Linked DNA regions of Homo sapiens: regions 1, 2, 3 and 5 are each linked to region 4. A link is a contact called in ENCODE Hi-C or POLR2A ChIA-PET data. All regions are on one chromosome and are shown on one strand. The core of a region is the stretch at or near the end of the contact, and the rest is flanking DNA. Distances in the headings are between cores, read along the strand shown.

Region 1 (4,401 bases), core at 775-3,274, 1.1 Mb before region 4:
AACTTCTTTGGCAATTTACATATACCTAAGAAATATAACCTTTTATTCAGTACCAACACCTGATTCAAATACAAGTAACATATATATATATACTATATAAACCTATCTGTTATGCAATCCAAAAAGGTACCTCTCAAAATGCACCAAGAAAATACTGTACTTATAACAATTTAGACTCTGGGGTTAGCTGACTGAAATAGATTAATACAACACATCCAAAACTAAAAAATTCTATATCTAACAATTTTCAGCGTCCATGAGTCTCTTTTGAGATTAGTTTATAAACTATTTCCTGAAATTTTTATTTAAAAGCAACAGCCTACACCATGTCTTTATGATGTGGTGGTAAAATTTTATGGATAATTACTAATTTGGTTGAAAATACCTACATCTAAAAAACTTAGCCTATTACATTTGGAAGCCCCACATCTATAGTGACAATCAGCATCATCTTTCGTTAGTTTCATTTTTTGTTATTAATGCCACTCTAAAACACTTATATAGGCTTTTGGTTCTTCAAATAACAGTTTTGGATTTTCTTTTCATAATTTTTACAGTTTTATCCAGTGGCCCCATTTTATCAGAATATTACAAACTATGATTATGGTTTTTACATTGATGACATGTTATTTTTATCTCACCCAAATTCTGGAAATTTTTGGCCCATCAGTTCTCAAACACTGGAACATATAAGAAGAGTAATATAATCTTATATTACTTGAGGGAGTTTGGATTTTCCCTCCCTTAATCTCCAAGTGTACCCCTGCCTACCAGCATCACATCCGTCTTGTCTGCATTGAACCTCAACCAGTTGGTTCTTAACCACGTCCGAAACTCAGCCAGGCACTGGGAGAATCGAGCGACCACACCATCTGGATCAAAGGAAAGAGAGCCTCAGTAGCAAGGAGACAGAAACGATGATACAAGCTCACCATCCACCCTGTTTCGCATTTTTAAAAAGATGGTCGGGAATCAGGACAAGGATCCCATGACAATTTTAGAAAAACATTTAATGAGCCTTAAGTCATGCAATTTGTAACTAATGATAAAGGAATAAAAGCGACCCAATAAATAGGTCGCCTCATTCCACCCATAAGTGAAGAAGGTTCAGTCAACTCCGGGTCATCTTGGTGAAGCGGCCTCAATAGCCAAGTCAATCTTGTAATTACATAAGTTCTTCTGCAGAAATGCAGAATTCTAGCGTTGGAGGAAGCTTTAAATAGGGAAAACTGAAGCCCAGAGAGGGATAGTGACTCGCTCAAGGTTACACAGCATGCAGGGACCACAGATAGGCTCCAGGCCAGGGACCTAGCCACTACAAGCTGAAAGAACAAGAGTAAAGAGCGGCGGGCATCTGTCCCAAGGGATCCTCCCACGCGCTAGGAGGACCTCGTTTCCTTACAGTAATACCCTATTCGAGTCTCTCCTCCCTCCCTGACTCCATCCGAAAAGGGCAAGTTGGCCCAGGGCGCTGCTCACCATAAAGGCTGCAGTGCAAGCGAGAGCCTCCCGGGGATGGGACACAAGTGAGGGAAATACAGGAGAAAGAGGCGGAGCCACAGCAGGGTGGTCAGCTTAGCCCCACCCCGACTGGGATCAGGGACCGAAGCGAACGGGGCGAGGCGAACTCACTCCGCAGCGGATTCCCAGCGCGGCGCCACCACCGCGAAGGCAAAAAGGCGGCGCTGGGAGGCAGTCGATGGCCAGAGGGAGGAAGCTGCGCATGCGCCTTTGGCAGCCGGCGGAGAGCAAGCCAGGCGCGTTCTGCGGCAGCCCCTCCCCGGAAGTTAAGGGTCTTCCGGGCGGTACACTGCCGTGGGGGAGGGGAAGGAGAGAAAGGGGACTGAGGACACCTCAGGAGCCCCTCATCCCAAACTGGAATAGAAGGGGAGAGATGGCTTGTGGAGGCTGCACTTACAGCCGCTGCCGCTGCTGCCGCCGCCACCTTCGCTGCTGCCGCCACCGCCTGAAGAAGCCCCATCCATCCGCCTGCAGCCGGGAGACTCAGAGCCTGGGAGGGGCCTGAGGCCCGGGCCGCCCGCCTCCTTCTTCCAGTCGTCGTCCGGAGCTTCCTCCAGCTCCACCAACCCTCTGCCCTCCCCTCCGCCTCCGCCCTCCTCCTCGGCCTCGTGCCGCCAGCCAACCGCGCGGCCGCTTGTTGAGCCAGGGCTCCACCGTCGCCATGACGCCCGGCAAACATTCCGGAGCCTCGGCCCGAGCCGCTAACGGAGGAGCTTGGGGGTACAGGGACTTCAGAGGCGGCCAAAAAAAGGGGTGGTGCACCACTCCCCAGCTGGTCGCCACCATGCCAGTCTCTCCGGCAGGCAGTCACAAGCAGCAGAACTTCGGGTTGTAAGTTCCGGCGCTAAAAACCGTAGTCCATCCCCCTGGGACCCGGAGGGAGCCCTTCTATTAATAGATACCATTTCTGGATTTGGAAAGGGGCCCTACCCTAACTGGGTTCAGTCTGTAGACCTTGAAGCTCCTAGGCCACAATGTCTCCTTTATCGACCTACCGCAGTCTTTAAAAGAATCTCTACTGGGCTGGGCGCGGTGGCTCACACCTGTAATCCCGGCACTTTGGGAGGCCGAGTGGGGTGGATCACCTGAGGTCAGAAGTTAGCGTCCAGGCTGGCCAACATGGTGAAACCCCGTCTGTACTAAAAATACAAAAAGTTAGCCGGACGTGGTGGCACATGCCTGTAATCCCAGCTACTTGGGAGGCTGAGGCAGGAGAATCCCTTGAACCCGGAAGGCGGAGGTTGCAGTAAGCCGAGATCGTGCCGTTGCACTCGAGCCTGAGCAACAGAGCGAGACTCTGTCTAAAAAATAAGATAAAATAAATCTCTATTGCTGTGCTTGCTGTGTGAGAAAAGACCTGGTTTAGAACCATCGTTCTAGCACTTCTAGTTTGTTAAGGCCTGCAGTCTCTCAAGCTTGATGCTTTCATGCTGTGCCCAGACGTTCAAGAGCCTCAGCTTCTGTGAGCCACCAGGCCGAACATTGCTGTGCTCTGTAGTAGAGGTATTTTATTGTCGTCTCGTCAATACCATCTTACTTTAAAACTAATTCCTGCTTCCAACATTCTGTTGTTATGCAGCAGTTGAACAAGACTGTAGAAAAGCACACAGCTGTGTGGACTTGTCTTACTTTAAATGGTTCCTTAGCGCTGCCCGTAATGCTGCCCACTAAGTTCCCCCAAAATTCCCTAAGTAATTTGTTTTCTCTTCCCCTCTCCAATCTCCTCCACCTCAGCTAATCTTTCTTCAGCGGAACTTGTTGAGAGTTCTTGGGAGAGAACCTTGCATTCTCTCTTGAATATGGTACTCACGCTTTTGTCCATCCTACCACTCCATCAAAACAGCTTCTATGAAAGCCAGCAATAGCCATGCAACCAAATACAATGGCTGATCCACAGTTTCATTCTTTTTGAATGAAGCAGTGTCGGTCGGGTTTATCGCTTCTCGATCTTTGAAAAGCTTTATTTGGGTTCTGAGAAACCACTCTTCCTAGTTCTTGTCTTGGTTCATGGTTTCACCTTTCCCAGATCCTTTGCTGGTATCTGTTCCTCACTACCATAACTAAATACAGTCATGCATCGATGGTGATACCTTCTGAGAAATACCTTGTTAGCCAATTTCAGCATTTTGCAAATATCTTCTAGTGTACTTACACAAACGTAGATGTATGGGCTACTATACACCTAGGCTACAATTGTATAGTAGACTGTACACCTAAGCTATAGTAGGCTATACATCTAGGTTTGTGTAAGTACACTAAATGGTGTTTGCATAATGATGAAAATGCATTTGTTGCTTCTAGGCTACCAACCTGCATAGCATGTTACTGTACTGAATACTGTAGGCAATTGTAACACAATGCTAAGTATTTGTGTATGTAAACATAGAAAAGGTAATGTCTTGTGCTTGAATGTTGTGACAACTACAACGTTGTTAGACAATAGGAATTTTTCAGCTCTGCTACCAGATCACCATTGTATATGTGATTCATTGTTGATGATCCAGGACTGTATTGGTATTGCTGGGTTAGTCCATAAACCTCTTCACTCTGATGTCTTTAATATCACCTATAATGATGATTCACAAATGTTAATCTCTGGCTAAGACCTCTCCCAAGAAAACAGATTTTAAGAAAAAACACCTGCACTTATAAGTTAATAAACATCTCAAACCAAATATATAATATTTTCTGTCTTTTCTAATTAACTGCAATCTTTCTCATTTTAGTAAATGGCAAATTCCACTCTTTCACTTACTCAGGGGAAAAACCTTGGGATTACCCTTGACTTCTATCTTATACCTCACTCTATAAGCAAATTTTACCATTTCTACCTGCCAAATAAATCCAGACTACCACTCCCATGTAAATCACTGTGTTACA
Region 2 (4,088 bases), core at 729-3,228, 1.4 Mb before region 4:
TGAGACAGAAATCTTATGTTCTGCAAAGCCTAAAATGTTTACCATTTGGCCCTTGAATAAAAAGTTTGCTGAGACCCTGGTGTAGCTTAATTAGAGAAATGAGTCACCAATAATCCACTTACTTGAACACATAGCTGAGATTTCCCTGCCTCTGTCACTAAAGTTGGACACCATTAGACAAATAATAATAATAATAGTAATAGCTAATGTTTCAAAATATTATCCACATGAACTTGACATTATAAAAATCAATGGAGATGCAAAAAATGATCATGGCACATCTCTGCCTTCCATGAGTTCACAGTTAAAGAGTAGAGAAATAGAAGTGTAAACAGGCAAGTATATACAATGTGGCAAATGCCCTGAAACAGAGTATACGGAAGTAGGTGTGGATTGCCGTTCGCAACTGGGAGCTCAATTTTTGACATGAATTTGAGGGGCCTAGGAGACAGCCCATAAAGATACAAACAAATAGTTAGAAATATAGGTCTGACTTTCATGAGAGTTGGGAGGGCTCCAGTTTCTAGCCTACATACAGGTGTAGCTGAGGCCTTGGGAATAGGTGAAAGGAGTAAGAAAGAGAGGAGACAGTGAGATGGTAGGTATGAAGGGAATGTCAATGTTTAGGGAATTGGCAGAAAAAATAATTTACAAAGGAAAGGGCATCCAGAAATATTGATAGAAGACTAACACATTCTTGAAATGGGAAAACCAAGAGGAGAGACATTTTCAGGACAAGGTGGTCAACAGTGTCAAATGCTAGAGTAGGATGAAGACTGCCAAGGTTCTTGGTCTTTATTGTTTGGAAAGATGCTACCATCTTCCTCTCCTCACACGAACTGGTTCCAGCAGCAGGTGGAGAGCCTTGATGACATTTTGAGGTGGATTGCAATAATGCCCAGGTAATTTCCCAGCCCCATATCCTGGCCCTTTACCATGTAGCTTTGAACGTTCTCCCATTCTGGCTCTGGTTTGTCCATGTAGCTTGCTTTGAGCCAACAGACATTGGTAAGCCTGATATAAGCAGAGGATTGAAAGACACTGGAAAGATTGGGCCTTAGGTACTCTTGCCCTCTGCCATCACCATAAGGACATGCCCAGGCTAGCCTGTTGATGGCAGAAAGAGGACCAGGAGACATGTAGAGGAGAGCTCATGCAAAGACATAGGAGTGAGCCAGCTGAGCTGCAAACACATGCCCAATTCCAGCAAAGCTCACCTTAGACCAGCTGGACCCCACTGACATTGAGAAATAAATGTTTATTGTTATATGTCCCTTCAGCTTTTGTGGCAGTTTGTTACACATTATTGTGTAGCAGGACGAGCCGCAGACAAAACCTCTCAGACACCGAGTTATAGAAGGAAGGGCTTTATTCAGCTGGGAGCATCGGCAATCTACCGCCTTAAAATCCGAGCTCCCCGAATGCACAATTTCTGTCCTTTTAAAGGGCTCACAACACTACAGATTTCACATGAAAGGGTCGTGATTGATTTGAGCAAGCAGGCGGTACGTGACAGAGGCTGCATGCACCAGTGGTCAGAGAGAAACAAAACAGGGCAGGGAGTTTCACAATGTTCTTCTATACAATGTCTGGAATCTATGAATAACATCGCTTTCTAAGTTATGAGTTGATTTTTAACTACTGGGTTTTGGCCAGGCAGGCCCAGTCCTGGTTTCGGGCCTGGTGCTGGGTTGCCTGTCTTTGCTTTTACTTCCTTGTTGTTTTTTCTTAAAACAGGTACTGAGTATAAAAAAATATAAAACAATATGAGAGGGTCTCTCTCTTCCCTCAATCGTAGCAGTAGATAGCCGATATACCAATCCCTCTTATTTCATGTAAATAGGAGTATGTAATAGACTAGAAAAATGTTTAGAAAATAGAAAGGAATTATATTACCAGTGTCTCTGAATAAGTTTTCAGAAACCAACTGTTTTCTGGTTGAAACTCTCATTCTCTGCTCCCCCTGGTGGTGCTACATAGGCCATCTTGGTAACAGGTACATTTGAGCTCACTTTTCAAAACCTTCTCTTTGTCAGAAGTGGCAAATGGAACTGAAAGAATATTTGTTATCTCATATGGTCTTCATAACAATCCTTTGTGACAGGTAGTATTAGCTCCATTATATAAATAGGGAAACAGAGTTTGAAAGAGGTCAAGCCAGATTTTTTTGAACTTATACCATCAGTAACTGAGTGCCTCTCACAGACTCTACATCACTTTAAAGACCACATAAATATTTAGAAAATGAAAAGACAGGTCTCAAACCAACTTTGAAAAGCTAGTTATATTTTGTAATCAAGATTACATAGTAGGTGGTTTTTCTCTGAGATGTTTATTTTCTTTCTTTTTATAGAGATGGGGGTCTCACTGTATTGCCCCGGCTGCAGTGCAGTGGCTATCCCTGGTGGGATCATAGTGCATTACAGCCTCAAAACCCTGGCTCAAGTGATCTTCCTGCCTCAGTCTCTCAGGTAGCTGAATATAGGCTTGTATCACCCCTCCCAGCTGAGATTTATTTTCTTCTTGCTATCTCTGAGCCTTTACTAAAATCTGTATATATTCCAACCTGGTCTAAGCTAGACTTCTAGGGAATTCAGAAGGGAGAGAGGTAAATGAGGTGGGAGCAAGATGTTTGTAAATGTTCTCCCAGAGGCAGCTGTGTCTCCAGAGACAAAATCTGAAGCTTTGACCTGGAACCATCTTTCAAGAGATAACTAGAGTCATGTGTCACTTAACGACAGGGATACATTCTGAGAAATGCATCATTAAGCGATTTCATCATTGTACGAACATCATAGATTGTAATTACACAAACCTGGGTGGTATAGCCTACTACACACCTAGGCTATATGGTATAGCCTGTTGCTTCTAGGCTACAAACCTATAAAGCATGTTACTGTACTGAATCCTGCAGGCAATTGTAATATAAATCACTAGGTGACAGAAATTTTTCAGCTGCATGATAAGTTTATGGGACCACCATCATATATGCCATCCATCATTGCCTGAAACATGGACTGCTGCGTGGCACATATTCTCCTTGCCTCGTCAGCCTAATTCCCTTAGATACTTCACAGTCTGTATGTACCTTAGCTAAAGGGGCTGAAAAGCACCCTCAATACTGTGACTTTCAGTTGGATTCCTTTGCTCTACTATCCCTGCTGCATGGCTCCCCTAGAGGCTAGAGAGTAACATTACTAGCTAGCATTTAGTGAACAATTACACTATTCCAGGCTTGTAGCTAACTTCTTACATCATTGGATCCCCTTTCCCACAACAAACACATGATATAAGGGCTTATCTTATCCCCATGTTATGTATGGGAATAACGAGGCACAGAGAAGATAAGAAACATGCTCAAGATTGCATGACTAGGCCGGGCGCAGTGGCTCGCACCTGTAATCTCAGCATTTTGGGAGGCCGAGATGGGCAGATCACTTGGGATCAGCCTGGCCAACGTGGTGAAACCCCATCTCTACTAAAAATACAAAAAGAAGCCAGACGTGGTGCCCGATGCCTGTAATCCCAGCTACTAGGGAGGCTGAGTCAGGAGAATCGCTTGAACCCGGGAAGCAGAGGTTGCAGTGAGCCAAGATCACGCCACTGCACTCCAGCCTGGGCAACACAGTGAGACTCTGTCTAAAAAGAAAAAAAAAGAAAAAGAAAGATTGCATGACTTAGCCAGGAGCAGTGGCTCGTGCCTGTAATACCAGCACTTTGGGAGGCTGAGGCGGGATGGTTGCTTGAGCTCAGCAGTTAGAGACCTTGACACTAGCCTGGGCAACATGACACAACCCTGTCTCTACAGAAAAATTTTTAAAATTTAGCTGGGCATGGTGGCACTCTCCTGTGGTCAGCTACTTGGGAGACTGAGGCAGGAGGATTGCTTGAGTCCAGGAGGTCAAGGCTGCAGTGAGCTGAGATTGCGCCACTGCGCTCCAGCCTGGGCAGTAGAGCAAGACCCTGTCTCAAAAGGAAAAAAAAAAAAAAGATTGCATGACTAGAAAGTAGCAGAGCCAGGCTTTGAACTCTAGAGCCTGTGCTCTTGGCCACAAGGCTTTCCTGTCGCTTTGAAGTAAACCCCCCAC
Region 3 (4,088 bases), core at 808-3,307, 1.3 Mb before region 4:
GAGTCCGTGAGCTAGGAATCAGCATTATCAGTTCTCAGAGAATTTGAGCTTTTCGTGTTGCCTTCGTTTTTCTCTTTCTCTCCATTATCAAACAATCATTCAATTGCATAATTCTCATCAACCTTCTTAACTGAGGTTTCTTGACTCCACATCACCCCCTATTGCTTAATTTCTCTATTATGCTTCATAACTTGATTTCTCAAAGGATTTGTTATACACATTGTTATTTTATTTCTCATGATTCACTTTCATAATGTCATATTTCCTTATGTGTCTTATTATCTTTGAATGTGTGCTGGACGGTATTTGGAAAATTATTTATAGGAACAATTTGAGAACTAGGGTGATGATACGTTACTCCAGAAAAGATTTTTTTTTTTTTTATTGTTTATGCCAGGTATATGGAGGCAGTACTTGTCAGAACATACTAAAGCATTCAAGGCTTCACTTTCCCTAAAACATCCAGGTGGCAATCTTAACTATTCTAGTTCACCCTAAGGTTGTAACCCTTTTGGATCCCAGGTAAAATGAATAGGTGTGGGGGTTTTTTGTGTGTGGGGGAAGGGAACTGGAGAACATTTAAATATCAAAACTTTGGACCTTTGGTCAGCTTTTTGTTTTTTTCTATCTCAAGCCATGAAGCTTCCAAAACTTGATCTTACCTTCACATCACAAATACTCTCAGGGAAAAAGTGGCTTGGCATGTTGGGCTTCCCTATCTGAGTTCTTATCTTCTCCTAGATTTAAGACCAGGGATCCCTTATCATCTTTTAAGTCAATGATTCTCTTTAGACTTTAAAAAATATTCAATCTAGCCTTTTAAGGTGTTTTCAGCAGGAGGGCTGTTACTAATCACCTGGCCTTCCATAATGGTAGCAAAAATCTCTAATCCATTTTCTTTCCTTAAATCATATAGTGATCTTTTAAAAGTAGGCTGATCCTGATTAAAGCCTCTTCAGCGGATTCTCATTGTACTTAGTATGAAACTTGTACTTCTTACAAAGACCTGGCCGGGCACGGTGGCTCATGGCTGTAATCCCAGCACTTTGAGATGCCAAGGCAAGTGGATCACTTGAGGTCAAGAGTTTGAGGCCAGCCTGACCAACATGGCGAAACCCTGTCTGTACTAAAAATACAAAATTAGCCGGGCATGGTAGTACACACCTGTCATCCCAGCTACTTGAGAGGCTGAGGCAGGAGAATCCCTTGAACCCAGGAGGCAGAGGTTGCAGTAAGCTGAGATTGCACCATTGCACTCTAGCCTGGGCAACAAGAGTGAAACTCCATCTAAAAAAAAAGAAAGAAAAGAAACAAAGACCTGTATATTGTGAACCTTGTGTGTGTATTCAGCCTCATTCCCTACCTCCCTGGCCTTCATTTAAATTGCATCTTCAACCAGGCAGGGTGGTTCACACCTGTAATCCCAGATCTTTGGGAGGTCAAGGTAGGCAGATCACTTGAGGTCAGGAGCTCAAGACCAGCCTGGCCAACATGGTGAAACCCCATCTCTACTAAAAATACAAAAATTAGCCGGGTGTGGTGGTGCACACTTGTAATCCCAGCTACTTGGGAGGCTGAGGCATGAGAATCACTTGAACCCAGGAGGTGGAGACTGCAGTGAACTGAGATGGTGCCACTGCACTCCAGCCTGGGCGACAGAGCAAGACTCTATCTCAAAATAAATAAACAAATTGCAACTTCATTAGCCTCTTTTCAGTACAACTACCAGATTGCCTGAAAGGAATATATATTTTCCCCTCTGCCTAGACACACCAATACTCTATTCATGCAACTTGTAGCTCATTTGCATATTTTGGTTAATGTCATCTGTTCAGAGAGGCGTCCTCTGACTACGCTATCAACAATATACCTCTTTTATGGTTCTCCCTCACCAAAGTGTGTTTATTTCTGTTACAGAATAAATTTCAATTATTCACCCCTTGGTTTTTTGTTTTTTGGTGGTTTTCTTTTTCTGACACGGTCTCACTCTGTTGCCCAGGCTGGAATGCAGCAGTGTGGTCACGGCTCACTGCAGCTTCGACCTCCCTGGCTCAGTAATCCTCCCACCTCAGTCTCTTGAGTAGCTGAGACTACAGACACACCACCACACTCAGCTAATTTTTGTACTTTTTTTTTAGAGACAGGGTTTCACCATGTTGCCCAGGCTAGTCTCAAACTCCTGGGCTCCAGTGATCCACCTGTCCTGGCCTCCCAAAGTGCTGGGGTTATAGGTGTAAGCCACTGCACAAGTCCAATGTCTTGTTTTTTTGTTTGTTTATTTTCCATATTACCCACTAAAATGTATGCATCATTGGGCAGGAGTCACAATTCCAGAGTCCATCAGTGTCTGGCATATAGTTGATCAACAAATAACTATTGATTGAATGACTACCAGACTCCGTATTAAATTTGTTACATCTATTATTTCATTTAACTCAGAAAGTATTTCTATAAGTGCTATTGTTTCCAGTTAACAAATGAGGAAAGTAAGACTCACAGATGTTAAGTAACTTTCCTATGGCTATGGCTATGTAACCCACACAAAAAGGTGCAATTTGGACCCAGGCTATCTAAGTCCAAAGTCTGTATGCCTGACCCCTGCACCATACTTACTTTAAGAATATCCATTGGATGATAATTCAGATTACTAAAACTCATAACTGAATATGAGAGAAATGCAGGTAGAAGGGACTATTTCTATTTCTCTTTTCAAAGGAATTAGCCAAAATATTTTTTGAATAACACATATGATTCTATTTTATTTAGAAATCCATCATTTTCCAAGACAATATAGCTTTATCATATAATAGTAAATAATTGAAAGTTATAGTCTGTTAATAGAAATTCACTTTAAGGCAAATTATTCTAAAATAGATTTAGCTCTAACCATGTACAAGCAATGCATATGTAAGTAAATAAAATTATTCTTTTACATTTCTTAAAAGTTTACTGCAGTGGAGAAAATGGTTGATTGGGTTTAATTAGAAGTAACTTAATAGCATGGAAATACTTATGTTTGTTTCTTTAGAGCCAGTAGAAGAACATCTAAAATCAAGATCTATTAGACCCTATCTTTATCTTAAGGATACAACTGAGGTAGGTGTAATTTGTATACTCAGTAATTACTTAATAGAAATTCAAATTAGTCCTAATAATTTTATATATGCTCCTACAAATCCAAAATTCAAGTGAATTTTAGGATTCAAAATGATAAAATGTTAAAGTGATTTCATCTCTGATATTATGTAAAACTTTATGTATGGAGACAGTAGAGAAGATAATATATTATTTGTTGGAGATATTTCAATACAGTAGAGATTATTGAACATGGTAAGGACTAGCACTTATAAAGTCAGTTAAGACAGAGCATCATAAAAAACATACATGTAAAACTTAAACATCCAAATTTATTAAATAAAAATATATATCAATTTGTTAATCTTTTAATGTGTAACCAAGACCTTTTTTTGAGTATGCTATGTGTGGTGGTTAATTAAATTACATAATTGCAATAGCAACTACCAGAAAGAGGTTTGGAACCAACACTATTGACTCTTGATAATCACTTCAGCAGAAGTTCATGGGCATGCTGAAGAGTGACTAGCTCTGAGCATTGAGTGTGCCTTGGACATCATTCAGTAGTTTTTATATAGGGAACTATAGAGATAAATTAAACCAGAGAATTAGCAAGGGAAAGTCACTTTAGAGAGTCTCTTAAGTATTAATTTTTGTATTTTATATATATATAATATATATATAAAGAAATATGGAGAAATACAGACTTAGGGCCATAATTAATAACAAATTTTTGTTGCATATTCCTATATTTTATAATTTAAAAAATATTAAAAGGATTATCAGTTTTATCTTCATCTACATGGTTTATTTAATTTCATGTTTTATTTAGGTTCATGGTTAATAAAAGTCCCCCAAGCTATGTATTACAACATAACGTCACAATCAGGTTACTTATCATAATACATTTACTAGCATCTTATGTAAAAATTATAAAATTTTAGTTTTTTAAAAATAGAAATATCCATGTGATATTTTAAATGCAAATAGTAGAGAAACACTAATAAGCACAC
Region 4 (4,483 bases), core at 1,845-4,344:
CACAAGTTATGCTTGCTTAAAAATGTGTGTTGAGGGTGGGGGGGAGGGGGGAGGGATGGCACTGGGAGATTACCTAATGCTAGATGACGAGTTAGTGGGTGCAGCGCACCAGCATGGCACATGTATACATATGTAACTAACCTGCACATTGTGCACGTGTACCGTAAAACTTAAAGTATAATAATAATAAATAAATAAATAAATAAATAAATAAATAAATAAATAAATAAAATGTGTGTTGAATGAAGAATTAATGAACACACTTTTGCTGGGAAATGCAATAATTTTTGCATAGCCAAGCACTTTCTAATTACCTAGAAAAATCAAGCTTTTCCATAACTAGGTATTTACTCAAGACAAATAAAAACATATATCCATGCAAAAACTTATACAAAAAAAAATTTGTAGCTGGTATTTTTGTAATAGTTTACACCTGGGAACAACCTAAATGACAATCAACAGGTAAATGTATAAAGACATTTTGCTATATCCCATACAGCAATAAGAAAAAAAGCATCCTTTGAGTGACAGAAACAAAAAAAAGCAGATACTATATGATTCTATTTATATAAAATTATAACAACTAAAACTAATTCACAGTGAAAGAAAGCAGATCAGTGTTTGCCAAAGGATGGGTTAGAGAGAGGAATGGACAGCAAGGAGGCACCAGGAAACTTTCGAGAGTAATGGAAATATCTTGATTGTGGTGTTTTCATAATTGAACACATTTGTCAATAGTCACTAAATTGTAGCCTTTTAAATGAGTTTAACTTATTGTACTTAAGCAGTATCTCAATAAAGTTTCTTTTAAAAAAAAGCATTACAGAAGGTGCACAAAATAATCCATTGGTTATAAGAATATATATATTACATTCATCTTTTATCAATGTATTTCATCTTCATAAATTTCTGTTTTCACATATTCTCTACAGCATCTAAACATATGTACATATAATAAGATGATGTGACTTAAATATTGTTATAAGGATGAGGGAGCAAAAGGATTTGAAGACTACCAGTCCAGCCAGCTAGAGGAAGAGTGCTGACACACACCCTGAGCTGTTTCCATCAACCAGCAGCTGCCTCGGGCAAGGCTTTGGCAAGCAATGTGCTGTAGTCAATTCACGACTGAATTTTCTGTCAAGTGCCCAGAGTGCCCCAGCCCTTCTGTTCACCTGGCTCTCGACTCTGGGTAATACCCAAAGCTCAAAACTTGGACTTCTTCACTGTTCTCTTTTTAGTCTAATAATTGGCTTAAAGCTCACATACACTCAGGGCTTCTATTATCAGCATAACACTGAAGACAAACAAATCTATATTCCAGATCTCTCAACTGTTGTTTTTTTTTTTTTTTTTTTTGCCGCAGTGCCTACTGCCTATTGGACACATTATTTTTCAAAGCTACATTCTAATTCAAATTCAGTATTTCTAACCCCATAGCTTCACAAACCAATTTCTTCTCCTACTCTTGCACTGCTGCCAAAGAAAAAAATACCCTGAAGTTATCCTTGATTCATTTTCCTCTTTTACTTTAAAAATCATAATTTCTACCCATTTGCCATTAAGGTCTTAATTTACCTATCTCATCTATCTGTAGCAGTGATTCTTTGAAACTATAGAGGACCCCCTCCTCAGAAAAACTACACTGGCACACATTTTTCATACTATTTTGAATATGATTTCCAGGGCCCACAATGAAAATGTATAGATCTCTATATTGTTCACTTCTAAAATCTGTTTACTCTGATCTGGCTTTTTCCTGAGAGTTCCAGACCACCTTCCAAATACTTTTCAGATAGGTATTATTTTATATGGCAAAAATATCTCAAACTTGCACGTTCAAAACTCAACATGCCATTTCCCCCAGCAAAACTGTATCTTTTTCTTAGTCTTTCTTTAGTGAATGGCAATTCAATTCCCCCAATTAATTAAAATAGTAACTTGCATATTACTGTTGACTTCTTTCTCCCTCCGTATACCTCTCACATCTAAATGGTAATTATAGTGACCTCCCACGATTAGTTAAGTGGCATGCATTTGACAAAGTATTAACAACCAACCCACCATATATGCTTACATATTTTCTGTATGAATTTAAATAAGTGACTCACTCCTCTACAGGTGAGCAGCTAATAAACCAAACCCTCAATACCTCATTCCTGAACTCCCTCGGTAGCCTCCTAACTCTCTGCCTGTTCCCAATCTCGTTCCAGTTTTAGTATCTCCCAACATGTCTTAGAATAGATTTAGGTATTCCCTCTCCAGCCCCTACAGAAACTTTAGTGTCCTTATCTTCATTCTTAAGGTTTTGTATTCCTGGGGCAACTTTTCCAGGGCTGTCTAGGACCCTTAGAAAGCAGTTGACAGGCAAATAGAAATAAAGAAGCTAGAGAATAATTGTTTAAGGTGTTATACTCTCTCCCAACCCCTGCCCAGTGCTATCTATTTGTGTTTTCATGGAGACTTTAGAATAGAGCTTCTCAACCAGTGCATTTCTATACATAATATCATATAGGAGGCTGAGACAGTCGTCCCCTCAGTCCCTAGGATAGGCATGTAATTCCTAGAACCACAAACAGCATTATCTATGTAGTTCAGTATTTACTACAAATATTAACATTCCAAAGTGTGCCAATGGATGAAAAAAATAATTGAGAGGCATTTAAAACACAGAAAGTCCCTCCAGTATCTAAAAACAATGAATTTCCACCCTGACATTTTACTGTCTTGGAAATTTAATGCCACCAACCTATAGTTAAAACCTACATGATTATGGCCAATTACATTTGGAAGGGATTTGTCCAAGTTGGCCCTGGATCAGGGAGAGCAGCAGCAGGTGAGAAATGCTGCCTTTGAGCAGCTGATGCAACCCAGGTGTGGCAGAGCATGGAGGGCCATACCCTAAGAAGGAGACCAGCAGAGAAACTGAAACAAGTGAGTAACTAACCTACAAGAGGACCCAGAAATTTAGAAAAGGAACTCTCAGAGCAGAAACTGAAAGCCAAGAACAGAACCCAAAATTGAGTCAGAGGAAATGAGGCAAAAGGTCAGACCTCGGGGAAGGAAGCTAGAGATGCCAAATCAGCAGAAGGCTGAGGGCTGAGGTCAGGGATGAGTCAATTCATCTGCTCTCAAAGCCAAAAGAAGCCCTAGCCCTTGAGCCACCACAAGGGTTAAAACTTCTTTAGTGAAATGAAAGGAACTAAGCTTAATTCCTCACTGAAACCTCAGTACTACAATATGTTAATTTTGTCTTTTAATGGTCCTGGGGTTTTTTTTGGTTTGTTTGTTTGGCTTTACTTTTTCCCCCTAATTTCCTCATTTACCTTCTGTATATTTTATATTTCATGTAATTTTTATTTAACGTTAATGAAACAGCAGCTTTCAAGTTGTCTTAGGCAGACAAGAAATTTTTTTCTAAATTTATTGAAATAAAAGTATATGTAAATTATGTCATAATATAAAGAGAAAATCCAAGCCACCTTACTATCATTAATATTAATATTATTTGTATTACTAGTAGCTATCATGTACTTAACTTTGTAACCTTGTGTCTTGTACTATGCTAGATGACTTTATATGTTAACTCACTCCTCACATTATCCACAGGAGGGATTATTAGTCACAAACAAATGAGGAAATCAAATAGGTCAAAAATTTTTCCATGATCCTATAACTAATAAATGGCAGGAATGAGATGTAAACCTGTGATGTGTCTGATTCTTAATTACTGCACTCAGCTCTATTTTATTTAAAATATGCTTATTTAAATATGACCCACATAAAATGGGTCATTTGCTTAATGAACATCTGTCAAAGCACAGCTGGGTATTAAGTACTTTTCTAGGTGCCCTTGGGGCAAAAGAAAAAGGAGAATCTGACATAGCCAAGCCTTGAGGATGCTCAAGTTAAGTTTGAAGACAAGACGTAGTCCATGAAATACAACAAAAATTAGTCCAAAGTCATAGGTAAGCCTTCAATTTGAGCCCTGAAGATACTATTTCTCAGCATATGACCCTGAGCAAGTTATTCTTATTGTGTAAAGCTGAGATCATAATGATATGAGCCTCATGGGGTGTTCTAAGGATAAGATGAGATAATGTAGACCATTAGTTTTCAACTTCAGGTGATTTCCTCTCTGACAAAAGATATTTGATAATGTCTGAAGCATTTTTGGTTGTCACAACTGGGTAGGGGGAAAAGAGAGTGTTGTTTGCATCTAGTTGGTAGAGGCCAGGGATGCTGTTAAACACCCTGCAATGCACGAGACAGGCTGTCTCCCAAACAGGGAATCATCTGGCCCAAAGTATCAATTGCACTGGGGTTGAGAAACCCTAACGTATTCGAAGCGTTTAGCAGAATCCTAAAGGCATTTAGTAGTAGATCCTCCACATTAACTCACTATATTTGCATGAAAAGGGGGTAGCACTTATGGCATTTATGTACTTAAGAAAAGAATTAAATAGAAAATAATTGTAAATAT
Region 5 (4,239 bases), core at 873-3,372, 1.5 Mb before region 4:
CCTCCAAATTCCAAGACCTCATTATAGAACCTAAGCCTTGTGAAGATAGAAATAAAATCAGGGCAGCAGAGAAGAAATCACATACTCACATTTACCAAGCATCACTCATGGCCAACACATACTTATTTTGACTTCACTCTGGTGCTGGTTTCAGAGAACCAAGATGATGTCCACTATAAACTCTGTTTGTTACAGTGAAAAGCACGCAGGCATGGAGCTTTCACTGTCAGGATAAACACGCATCATGCAGCACTGCTGAATTTTACACTGGTGGCCCTTGTGATTTTTACATTTGTGTCCTCTCATTTGCTGATCCCCACAATGGTCTTGTCAGCTTTGCAGATACCTGTATCATTACCCTCATTCTACTGAGAGAAACCCTTGAGTTGAGAGGCGTGGAATAGATTAACACGTAGCATATCTTTCCAGATCACTGTTGAGGACATTTTTGGAGGAGAAACCTTTACATGAGAGGAGGAATTTTGGTTTTAACCAGTCACTTGCTCGTGAAAAGGAAATAATTAGGCTGGGTTCTTCTATAATATTCACAAATTATGGCTGTTCTAAATGTCCTGCTTTGAGAATTGTCTTGCTATTGAAAGTAGATTCATTTTAAAATAAATTTTGAGCTGCAGTGTTAGTTTCAAAGTGAAGAGCCTGATCATGATTCACCAGGCTATTTATAGTAGTCTCTTCTTATACCAGACGTTTTATGTGTGTGTGAGAGAGACAGGGAGGAGAAAGAAGAAGAAATCACTCATTTCTTAAAACTGAAGAAGTGTGCAATGATCAAAACCCATCATGTGAACCCCATCAGAGGACTTTATAATTGTTATTCTTACTCTTCTGGTTTTGTGCTCATTCAGATTCATAATTCCAAAACTTTCTATCCTCAACTGGAAGAGGTGTAGTGAAGAGGATGTGAGTCCTGAGAAATAAAGAGTGCAGTTCACCAGGAAACCTCTTATGAGCATGCCAATCAGTAGCTCAATTCGAATCGCACAGCATTTTCCTTCAACAAAGATGAGTCACGATGCAGCAGTTCTGGATAAGGTTTCAGTCTCAGGTCTGTGCTCAGTAGCTGGGTGACTTTGGGCAAGAACTTCCTCTCTTTCCTCTCTCTGATACTCGTTTTTTCATTCACTCATTCATTCGTTTTCTCATTCACTGGTAAGTGGGCGTACCAGTACTTACCTCAGGGGATTTTTGTGAGGATTAAATAAAATGGTAATGCCAGCTTTCAGTGCTTTGTGAAACTTTCGCATTCTATGATAATGTCAGGCTTCACTGTTTTCTGGAAAGTTGTCTAATTTACTACTGTTTTATTACCATTCCTGAGGAAGGGCTGCTTTCTATTCCTGTTTGTATGATTTTCTTTTTTTTTTTTTTTTGAAACGTAGTCTCACTCTGTCACCCAAGCTCGAGTGCAGTGGCATGATCTTGGCTCACTGCAACCCCTGCCTCCCGGGTTCAAGTGATTCTCGTGCCTCAGCCTCCCCAGTAGCTGGGATTACAGGCGCATGCCACCATGCCCGGCTAATTTTTGTATTTTCAGTAGAGACGGGGTTTCACCATGCTGGCCAGGCTGGTCTCTAACCCCTGACCTCAAGTGATCCGCCTGCCTTGGCCTCCCAAAGTGCTGGGATTACAGGCGTGAGCCACTGCACCTGGCCTGTTTGTATTATTTTCTACCACTATTACTATTCCTAAAGTAGAGCAGCTTTCTTTCCTCCTTCTCCCTCTTCAATGACTTAACAAACATTATTAAATATCCACATCCACAGCTTTTTCATCTTTTGTTTCCCAAAGAGTGAATAAGTGAAGTGACATGGTTACTGCTGGGCATATTTATGTAGGAGAGGTGGGGGTGGGCAGAAAGGGGACAACAGTCAGAAGAGATGAAGTAGTTGGGGTCAGAGGGTGGAAATGCCAGGGATGGAAAAAGACCTTGATCTTATAGGAAGTGGGATTGAAACGATGTGACTGTGTGGAAGAAGGAACTCAGCTCTCACCCCTATCCACCAAAGGCACATGACACTGTGGTGTGTCATGAATGTGAGAAAATGAGCTCTAGCAAAATCATTGAAGCTTCATATAAAAGCCACTATGCAAATAGGTCTTTTTCTGCCTTCAGTTTTATTCCCTTGAGTTTTAAGTTGACGCTTAAAACTCACCTTCCAGAAAAGAGAAATCTGTTGTCTACTGTAGTCAATGTGCCGTTTCATGTACCAGACATCTAACATCCCAGTAGGCTCTGTTTCAAAGGAGAAAAAAAGACATATTTTCATATATTTACTACTTTGAAAGTTAACTGGTCATTCAGTAAACAATTCTGGAAGAGTAGAATTAGAGGATAACTTCAATTATTTGTGTGTGTCCCAGTATTTTTTCTTTTTCTTGTTTAACAATGAACATATATATCTTTGGCCAAAAAGTCAGAAAAACAAGGTTACCTTAAAAACAAATTTAAAAAAAAATGATGAGGAATTTGTTTCTTAACTTACTTTTTTTTTTTTTTTTTTTTTTTTTTTTTTTTTTTTTGAGACAGGATCTTGCTCTGTTGCCTCGGCTGGAATGCAGTGATGCAGTGGCACGATCTCAGCTCACTGCAACCTCCACCTCCCAGGCTCAAGCAATCCTCCTGCCTCAGCCTCCCACATAGCTGGGACTACAGGTGCGTACCACCACGCCTGGCTAATTTCTGTATTTTTTATACAGACAGGCTTTCATCATGTTGCCCCGGCTGGTCTTGAACTCCTGAGCTCAAGAGATCCACCCACCTTGGCCTCCCAAAGTGCCGGGATTACATAGGCATGAGCCACTGCACCCGGCCTTAACTTACTCTTAAAACATGTGTTATTAAAATAACCCAAGGAAAGTACATGTGGCTTTAGCACCATAAGACAGAGCAAAAAAATAAAAATAAAGTATATGTGGTTCTTTTCTTTTCTTTTCTTTTCTTTTTTTTTTTTTTTTACTAGAATGCAGAAAGAATTCTCAACAGAGAAGATACAACTCATATAGAAAAACACTTTTTGGTCTTGTAAAAATACACTAATATAAATGACAAACCTTGTGTTCATCTCCATTCCTAGACTTATCATGGTATAGTACAATTATTTGGTGTGTGATCATTAGACAATGATGTACTTAAAGGGAAGTCCTATCTCATTTAATATGCCACATACCCAGCGCAGCACTTAGAATATAATAGGCTCCTAATAATTGTTAAGTAATGAATGAACAAATCATGTGATATTATCTATTTAATGCCAAAACACAGGCTGAACTGATTAAATAAATAACCACCAATCTGTAAGACAATGGTCAAATATGGCCCAACTTAATTTCAACCAAACATACTTGCAAAGAGACTAAATAATCAACTCCTGTATGTGTAAGTGTGAGTGTGTGTGTGCATGAGTTCATGCTCACGTGAGTGAGTGAAGTCATTTTGTTTCCTCTACCATCAAGTCACTTAGATTTGTTTTGATTTACAGCCAGGAGTGGAACCAGCAGAAACAACTCCTGAAAACAGGCTTCAGCTGCACCAAGCTAATTTCCTCAACAGTGAAACTTAGAGTGTATTTGAGGGGAGGCTGCGCTGGGGTTTTTTCCTAGGTTAGAAAGTTCCATCTAACCAGATGGAAATTTCTAGAAAATTAAGTCCCACCACCTGGATAACAGGAGATAAGAGAAGAGCAAAAGAGAAAGAAAGGGAGCGTAAGTACCCACATGTAGAGGGCAGGTGCTGTGTGGGCCCATCCACAGCTCCATCTCCCCTCCTCCTGCAGTAGTCAGTGTGAGCTTCAGAGCCAGGTCTGCGGGGTAAGCCCAGCTCTGTGACTTTGAACAAATGCTAACCACATCCTTCGGCTAGCTCCCTCATCTGTCAGATGAGGGTGATAATTCCACATATCACACAGGGTGGAGTGGGAATTTCAGTGGAGCGTGCTGACACATGGTGAGTGCTCAGCAAGTGTAGCTCTTGCTGTTTCCCGCATTTGAAAACTGAAGTGCTGAAAGGTTAAGGAACTTGCTTAAGGTCCCAGAACTAATCATCAGAGATGCCAGGCTTTGAACACAAATCCGTTTTATCCCAGAGCCCATAGCCTTGGCTCTGCACCGTGCAGGTGCCTGGCTCTGAGAAAGCTAATGGTTTCTCTGCGATACTTCCATCCCCCATCAGTTGGGCCTTCTTTTTGTTCTATCCTCTCCTTCATTACTTCCTTTTCCTGC

Evidence for each region. A loop is a pair of places that touch in the nucleus more often than their neighbours do. ChIA-PET counts read pairs that join two places held with the same protein, here RNA polymerase II (POLR2A). Pooled maps may share reads with other maps.
Region 1: a pooled map shows a loop between it and region 4 (15-fold over the local background). The contact joins the promoter of MIER1 here to the enhancer-like site in region 4. A Hi-C loop is called at or near these places in 6 of 37 single-sample maps with no recorded cell type and 9 of 50 pooled maps. POLR2A ChIA-PET finds 5 or more read pairs at or near these places in 1 of 52 experiments (activated naive CD4-positive, alpha-beta T cell).
Region 2: a loop to region 4 is called in a map with no recorded cell type, with 12 times the contacts of the local background. The contact joins two enhancer-like sites. A Hi-C loop is called at or near these places in 2 of 37 single-sample maps with no recorded cell type and 3 of 50 pooled maps.
Region 3: a map with no recorded cell type shows a loop between it and region 4 (19-fold over the local background). The contact joins two enhancer-like sites. A Hi-C loop is called at or near these places in 3 of 37 single-sample maps with no recorded cell type and 5 of 50 pooled maps.
Region 5: a map with no recorded cell type shows a loop between it and region 4 (25-fold over the local background). The contact joins two enhancer-like sites. A Hi-C loop is called at or near these places in 4 of 37 single-sample maps with no recorded cell type and 8 of 50 pooled maps. POLR2A ChIA-PET finds 5 or more read pairs at or near these places in 1 of 52 experiments (activated T-cell).

Annotation. Positions count from the first base shown.
Region 1 is chr1:66,922,613-66,927,013 of GRCh38, reverse strand. MIER1 (MIER1 transcriptional regulator) reads right to left here and starts at 2,024. Exons shown (of 14, transcript NM_001077700.3): 1 at 1,919-2,024; 2 at 772-872. The coding sequence starts at 1,985. It overlaps DNAI4 (dynein axonemal intermediate chain 4), which reads left to right and starts at 2,158. Exons shown (of 17, transcript NM_024763.5): 1 at 2,158-2,352. The coding sequence starts at 2,183. RefSeq lists enhancers at 1,726-2,005, 2,296-2,455 and a silencer at 2,036-2,155.
Region 2 is chr1:67,212,446-67,216,533 of GRCh38, reverse strand. The region is part of intron 6 of IL23R (interleukin 23 receptor); the gene reads right to left. Among named protein-coding and RNA genes, the nearest start is that of IL23R, 48 kb to the right of the region's middle. RefSeq lists an enhancer at 1,030-1,169. Within about 2 kb of position 1,978, at least 2 of the 41 ENCODE cell types and tissues checked have a DNase peak (open chromatin) inside an H3K27ac peak, as active enhancers do.
Region 3 is chr1:67,110,585-67,114,672 of GRCh38, reverse strand. All of the region lies in intron 5 of C1orf141 (chromosome 1 open reading frame 141), which reads left to right. Among named protein-coding and RNA genes, the nearest start is that of C1orf141, 22 kb to the left of the region's middle. Within about 2 kb of position 2,057, at least 2 of the 41 ENCODE cell types and tissues checked have a DNase peak (open chromatin) inside an H3K27ac peak, as active enhancers do.
Region 4 is chr1:65,810,770-65,815,252 of GRCh38, reverse strand. All of the region lies in intron 1 of PDE4B (phosphodiesterase 4B), which reads right to left. Among named protein-coding and RNA genes, the nearest start is that of PDE4B, 20 kb to the right of the region's middle. RefSeq lists an enhancer at 2,852-3,081. Within about 2 kb of position 3,094, at least 2 of the 41 ENCODE cell types and tissues checked have a DNase peak (open chromatin) inside an H3K27ac peak, as active enhancers do.
Region 5 is chr1:67,336,639-67,340,877 of GRCh38, reverse strand. IL12RB2 (interleukin 12 receptor subunit beta 2) reads right to left here. Exons shown (of 17, transcript NM_001374259.2): 9 at 2,175-2,254. Among named protein-coding and RNA genes, the nearest start is that of IL12RB2, 31 kb to the right of the region's middle. RefSeq lists an enhancer at 1,893-1,972. Within about 2 kb of position 2,122, at least 4 of the 41 ENCODE cell types and tissues checked have a DNase peak (open chromatin) inside an H3K27ac peak, as active enhancers do.